Linked DNA regions of Homo sapiens: region 2 is linked to region 1. The links are chromatin loops, found by intact Hi-C in ENCODE. Cell type or tissue: prostate gland. All regions are shown on one strand. Links, peaks and the distances in the headings refer to the core of each region. The heading gives the core; the rest is flanking DNA. Region 1 holds the start of C3orf70 (chromosome 3 open reading frame 70). Region 2 overlaps C3orf70 (chromosome 3 open reading frame 70).

What was found. A loop is a pair of places that touch in the nucleus more often than their neighbours do. Peaks named below come from ENCODE experiments on the same cell type or tissue, not always from the same donor. Only the 100,000 strongest peaks of a DNase experiment are listed, where the experiment ranks them.
Region 2: it touches region 1 in a loop (2.2-fold over the local background); 5 of 110 quality-filtered maps call a loop at or near these places.

What each region holds. Positions count from the first base shown.
Region 1 is chr3:185,151,635-185,154,544 of GRCh38, forward strand. C3orf70 (chromosome 3 open reading frame 70) reads right to left here and starts at 1,426. Exons shown (of 2, transcript NM_001025266.3): 1 at 994-1,426. The coding sequence starts at 1,189. RefSeq lists a silencer at 832-1,051 and an enhancer at 1,472-1,611. In prostate gland, for the core only: no CTCF peak of the experiment used is centred there; a DNase peak (open chromatin) is centred at 1,387; H3K4me3 peaks cover 1,895 bases; H3K27ac peaks cover 1,785 bases.
Region 2 is chr3:185,081,147-185,084,056 of GRCh38, forward strand. C3orf70 (chromosome 3 open reading frame 70) reads right to left here. Exons shown (of 2, transcript NM_001025266.3): 2 at 1-2,417. The coding sequence ends at 1,861. Among named protein-coding and RNA genes, the nearest start is that of C3orf70, 70 kb to the right of the region's middle. RefSeq lists an enhancer at 1-22. In prostate gland, for the core only: no CTCF peak of the experiment used is centred there; no DNase peak of the experiment used is centred there.

The DNA.
Region 1 (2,910 bases), core at 239-2,738:
TGTTATGTACTGCATTCCTGGTTGTCAGCTATTTTTTTCTCAACAAAGAAAAATTCATTTTAACTTAAGATCACTTGGAAAATGTCCTAAATAAGCACTCCAAAACCCTCTATTACAAATATATGTGGAAACTAACTTTAGAATATATTTCTTAAAATGAATGATTCATCGGATATAGTCCAAATACTATTAGCTAATCAAATTGTGAAATTCTAATTAAATGGCTACTTAAGTTTAATCTATTTAAAAATCACAGGCAGGAGGCTAAACACAGAGAAAGGGTTTAGACCATTTGGTTCTAGCTTTTATAAATTGGTTTAAGACTATTAAGCTTACTTTCACTCATTTTATTTTGTAATTTTATAAGTCTCATTTATTTGGCTCTAAATTCTACATCTGGGTATTTAAGGAGCTCGACCTTCCAAACTGTTAATATTAACTTCTTGGAAGCAATCCCTCCCACATTAGCGCTTTTTCTCAATTTGGGTACAATCAAGGGGGAAACAATTGGATATCCAAGGGCTCCTTCTTTTAAATAGCAGCCCAGGAAGACAAAAGTGAGAAAGAAAAAGAGGAGCATCTTTAACCAGCAACCTTGAAAAAAGGCATCCCCAACAGCTGTCGCCAACTCAGCTGGCTCGCTCCCATTTCTCAAAACACCGCCTGGACGCCTTGGTCAAAAAAAGAAAAAGAAAAGAAAAAAAACCAGATTCCCGCTTCCCTGGGACAGGGAGCTCCCTTTTGTAGAAGTAGCTAAAGAAAGCGAGGCGCCCCACGGGATTTCATCTCGTCGTCAAGGCAGCGCCAACCCCAGCCGTCCGGCGCAAGGAAAGCTCCGGCGGGCCCGGAGCCCACGGCGGCCCCAGCCTCCGGCAGAGCAGCCCCGGCAGAGCCCGGAGCCCCGCGGCCGCAGAGTTCCGGCAGCGACCCCGGACGGCCCGGCGGGCGTCCCCCGGACCGCGGCGGAAGGCGGGAAGACGCGGCTCGACTTACAGTGACACCATCCTAGGTGACAGCACCAGTGCAGCTTGAAGCACTTGCCATGGCTGTGCGTGGCACAGATAGACAGCCCGTCGCACGGCTGGAAGTCGGGTCTGCGGGCGGCGCAACTCCGCGCCAGGGCCTGAGCCTCATCTAGTTTCTCGCTCTTCCAACCCCGCTCCGACGCCGGCGAGGCCGCCGCACTCATTTCCTCTCCCTCCGCGCGGAGCCGACACCGGGAGCCCGGGAGAAGCGACGTCTGGGTGGGCAGGAAGCCGAGCCGGCTGCGGACGCGGGAGGGCGCGGCACGGGCCGGGAGTCACGCCAGCACGCGGCGGCGGCGGGAGCGCGGCGGTCCCAGGCTCGAGGAGGAGCCGCCCCGGGCGCTGCGACCGGGTCCGGGCTGGCAGCCTCCCTCCCTCCGGCGCGGCGCGCGCCGCGCCCCACGCGCACACGCACGCGCACAGGCGCGCGCCGGTCGGCCCCGCGCGACGTTCCTCAGCGAGCCCGGCCTTCTCACACACACGCCGCTGGGGAGCTTGGCCGTCGGCGTCCCCGCCGGTCACAGCGAGGTCCTCCTCACATACTCACTCCTTCCTCGGAGAAAGACCCCGACGGAGGGCCGTGGTGAACACACACTCCTCGGCCGCTTTGTACTCACATGCACGCCAGCCTACATATGCACTTCCCCCCGAGTGACACTGGCCACCGAGAACTGACACACGCGTCCACACGCTCCACGGAGGGCTGCGCACACCTGGCCCACGCCCACCCGAACCTCCTAGTGGCCCGGGCCGGGTGCATCGCGTAGCGAGGATCTCACACACACAGCCTGTCCCCACAGGCGTCTCACATCTCCCTCGTACACACCTCCCCGTGTCTGGGCATGGAGCCCCTGGGAGGCGCGCACACGCTCGTGCACACGCGCGCACTCCCCCCACCCAGGGCGGGCCTCCTGCCCCAGCGCGGCCACAGGGCGCGTCAGGGGCCAGCACCGCCAACCCCTGCCCGCCTCGCCCCAAACCCCAGGCCAGTGCGCCCGGGCCTTCCCGCGCCCGCCCCAACCTTCGCCGGGACCGCAGCCCCTCCCCCTTCTCCTCCCACCCCCGCCTCCGTTGAGCGGGAAAGCAACAAAGCTGGGTGCATTGATGTGTGTGTGTGTCTGCGTATGTGTAGTTTGGTGTGCATGGGATGTGTGTGTTGCGTGCGTGTGTATGATTATTTGGAGTATGTATGGTGGGTATGCGTGTGTGGTTGTGTGTGGTTAGGTGTGTTCATGGTACATGGTGGGTGGTATGCGTGATGCAAGTGACTGGTGAGGTGTGTGTATACGTGTGTATGTGAAATGAATGTTATAACTGAGGTGGAGTGTGGGTGGTGTGTGTGTGGTTGAGTGTGTGTGGCGTGCAGAATATGTATATGTGTGTAGTTGGACGTGCATGTGCTTGTGCACGTGTTGTGGGGGTGGGTATGCTTAGTAATACAGAGTGGTGTGTGTATGGTATATGTGTGGCAGTGCAGTGCGTGTATCTGGCATGTCGAGTGTGCACATGGCATATACGGATCAAATCGGGTGTGTGTGGTACATAGGAGTGGGTGGGCACACAAACAGGACTCATGTATGCGGAGGACTCTGCCTTTCTGTGTTAGCGCCTGCTCTGGCCAGCAGGTGTGACTGACCCTGTGGTGGCTGCGGCTTCCCCACACAGTTGGCTCGCACTCTTCCCTCCTGGGGACAAGTTGCTCCAAATAGATTTTCCATGCCAGGCTCTGCTGCTGAGAACCGACCCCAGGCTGGATTCACTGAAGAGGAAACAAACCATTTGCTCCCATGGTGCACTGCTGGGAATTAGTGTTTCCCTGCAACAAGGCCAGAACCCAGCCTTGAACACAGAAGAGGAGGGGACACCCCCTCCTTATTTGCCAAAC
Region 2 (2,910 bases), core at 136-2,635, 71 kb before region 1:
GTGGCTCATGCTTGTAATCCCAGCACTTGGGGAGGCCGAGGTGGGTGGATCACAAGGTCAGATCGAGACCATCCTGGCTAACATGGTGAAAGCCCGTCTCTACTAAAAATACAAAAAATTAGCCAGGTGTGGTGGCACGTGCCCATAGTCCCAGCTACTCAGGAGGCTGAGGCAGGAGAATCGCTTGACCCCAGGAGGCAGAGGTTGTAGAGAGCCAAGATCACGCCGCTGCACTCCAGCCTGGGCAGCAAGAGGGAAACTCCATCTCAAAAAAAAAAAAATTAATGTGACGTAGAGATGTACCATAATGGTGCCAGAGCACAAGGGAATCTCAGAGCACAATGGCCTGAGAGTGCGCTTCTGGATAGTTAGGATGGAAGTACTGTTCTGTCTCCAACTCTGATGTTCTCATTAGGCCATACTTAAAATTTCCAGGATTTGAAACTATGCCTCATGGATAGAAGGTTTGGAGAAATAGCAGTTAACTGACTCACAAGAATACCTGGTATAAATGGAGAGTAGAAGTAGAATTCTGAAGAGAGCTAAATAAGAAAGAATTAGTCACTATTTTGTGCATGTGAGGGGAGAGAACACATACAACAGACAGACTGTGTGGGAAAGTGAATGGCTATTACACTGGATATTTTCTCCTGACTTAGCAGCAAACTATTTCAACTGCTTTTGCAGCTGCATAAAAATCCATGCATCACACTGAATTCTAATCCATTCCTCACTTAAACCATACGAATGCTTCATACAACCAAATGAAGCAGAATTAATCAAACCTATTAGATTCAGTCCTAATCCCTAAAGGGCTTCTGTCTGTAGCATTTCCATGCTAACTAAAACTATTAATTTATTTTTTTTCCTTAAGATGTCAGATGTGGCTGCCACCTAAATGTGATACCTATATAACTTCCTAAGAGTTTTTCCCAGACTTGAAGAACAATTAAAAGCAGAAAAATGTTGGGGAACCCACCAAGAAGCCAGCTCAAATGCTGAAACACATTCCCCAGCTAGCCCCAGCCAAGTAAACCTCATCCTTCCCCTGGGTTCCCAGAGCTTTTTGGGTGCCATGAGTTGAATGTGTCATATATAGGACTGTGGGCCCCTTCATGGTGGGAATCAGGTCTTATTCATGCTGTGTCCCCACAGCCCCCTGCAGGGGACAGGTGCTCAGCTAAGGCTGGATTGAGCATGAGACAGATGAGGTCATCTCTTCTCATGTGAATGTTTAGCTCAGCCCCAGTCACGGAGCCTTGTACAGACACTGGCCACAAACCATGGGCTGAGCTGGCCTCCAGTGACCTCCCAGAAGTAAGCCGAGGCAGCTCTGATCCAGACCCAGTGCAGGTGTGGGGAGAAGGGGAAGGGAAGAAACGGCATCTACCAGTGCACACTCAGTAGGGAGTGCTACTTGCGTAGGACAAGCAGGACAGGACGGGAGTGCCTGTGAACATGCCAAAGGGAATGGCAAGAGTCTCTGTGAAGGACTGGCTACCGAGAAAACACCGGCTCCTTCCCTTTCGGTACCTCCTCAATCTGATCCAAGATTCTCTGCGACCATCACTTCACCGCCTTCAAATCTCCCAGTGAAATTAAGGCGGGGTCACAATTCATGACACCAGATGCTACATAGAAAGTAAGTCAGGATACAAAAGAAAACTGTTTATAATAAAAAGAATGTCTTAGTTGTAAGACGGAGAGAAGCTAATCAGCATACCACTGAACTGCTACGGTTGTTGGTTGGAGCGGGGCGGGGTGGGTAGAAAATATCAACAGCATTGGAAAAAAGGATCCACCAGACAAAGGTACAAAAGCTCGGCGTGGGTCCGAGGCTGTGGCTTCCTGTCTGGACTCTCACACAGTCGTTTCTATCGTTTCAATCACTTCCAGGTCAGACTGCGAGGGGGAGAGAAGGGTGCACTCATCCGGTTCCCAGCTGCTCTCTGGACTGTAATCTTCCTCTGAACTCAGTTCTGCTCCTTCTTCTGTGTCCTCGTCACACGATTCCACATAGTGAGCCCCAATCGCATTGATCCCAGAGTCCTCAGAACTTGAGGGAGAAGAGCAGTGATCTATTTTTGGTGTATTGCTCTCTTTTGAAATTAAGGCATCGTGTGCAGAGACCTCCTCAGGGCTCATTCTGTGGGAATGTGGTGCCGGCTGCTTCTGCACATAACACATCTTCCCATTAATACATTTAACCTGATAGTTGTCAATAAAAAGGTCTGAAATCATACAGTACCTCGGTGAGTCAGGGGGAAGGGGAGGCTGGAAGACAGATGCAAATTTCAAAAAGTGTTCGGTGAGCGAGACTGAGATCTGAATGGTGTTTGTGGGTTCCCGAGGCCTGGCAGGAATCTCAGTGCTTGGAAGCTGTTCCACAGGGGTCATAGGCTGATACATGTATTTGCCTGTGAAGACACAAAAAGACACTTGAAATCTATATTACACAAACTATATTAACATGGCCATAATGGTTTCTGAGGACTCAATGTCTTTAAAAATATTTCAGTAACACCTCAAAAGAAACTAGTAATAAAATCATTCAACATTGGTATAGTCAATGAAAAAGTCAGCATGGTATATAATAATTTTCATCTAAAAGACTCAATCGACTTTCTAAATCTCAATTTATATTTGTGTCTTTCTGATATCTCTGAAGTAGGTGGATAGACACTATAATCCTTATTTTACAGACAACTTTAAGTAATTTACTCATTATACTAGAACAAAAAAGGTCCACAATATAGCATGGTAAAAAATACAAGTTGTACAGCCGGGCGCAGTGGTTCACGCCTGTAATGTGCAGATCACTTTAGGTCAGGAGTTCCAGACTAGCCTGGCCAACGTGGCAAAACCCTGTCTCTACTAAAAACACAAAACGTAGCTGGGCATGGTGGCACA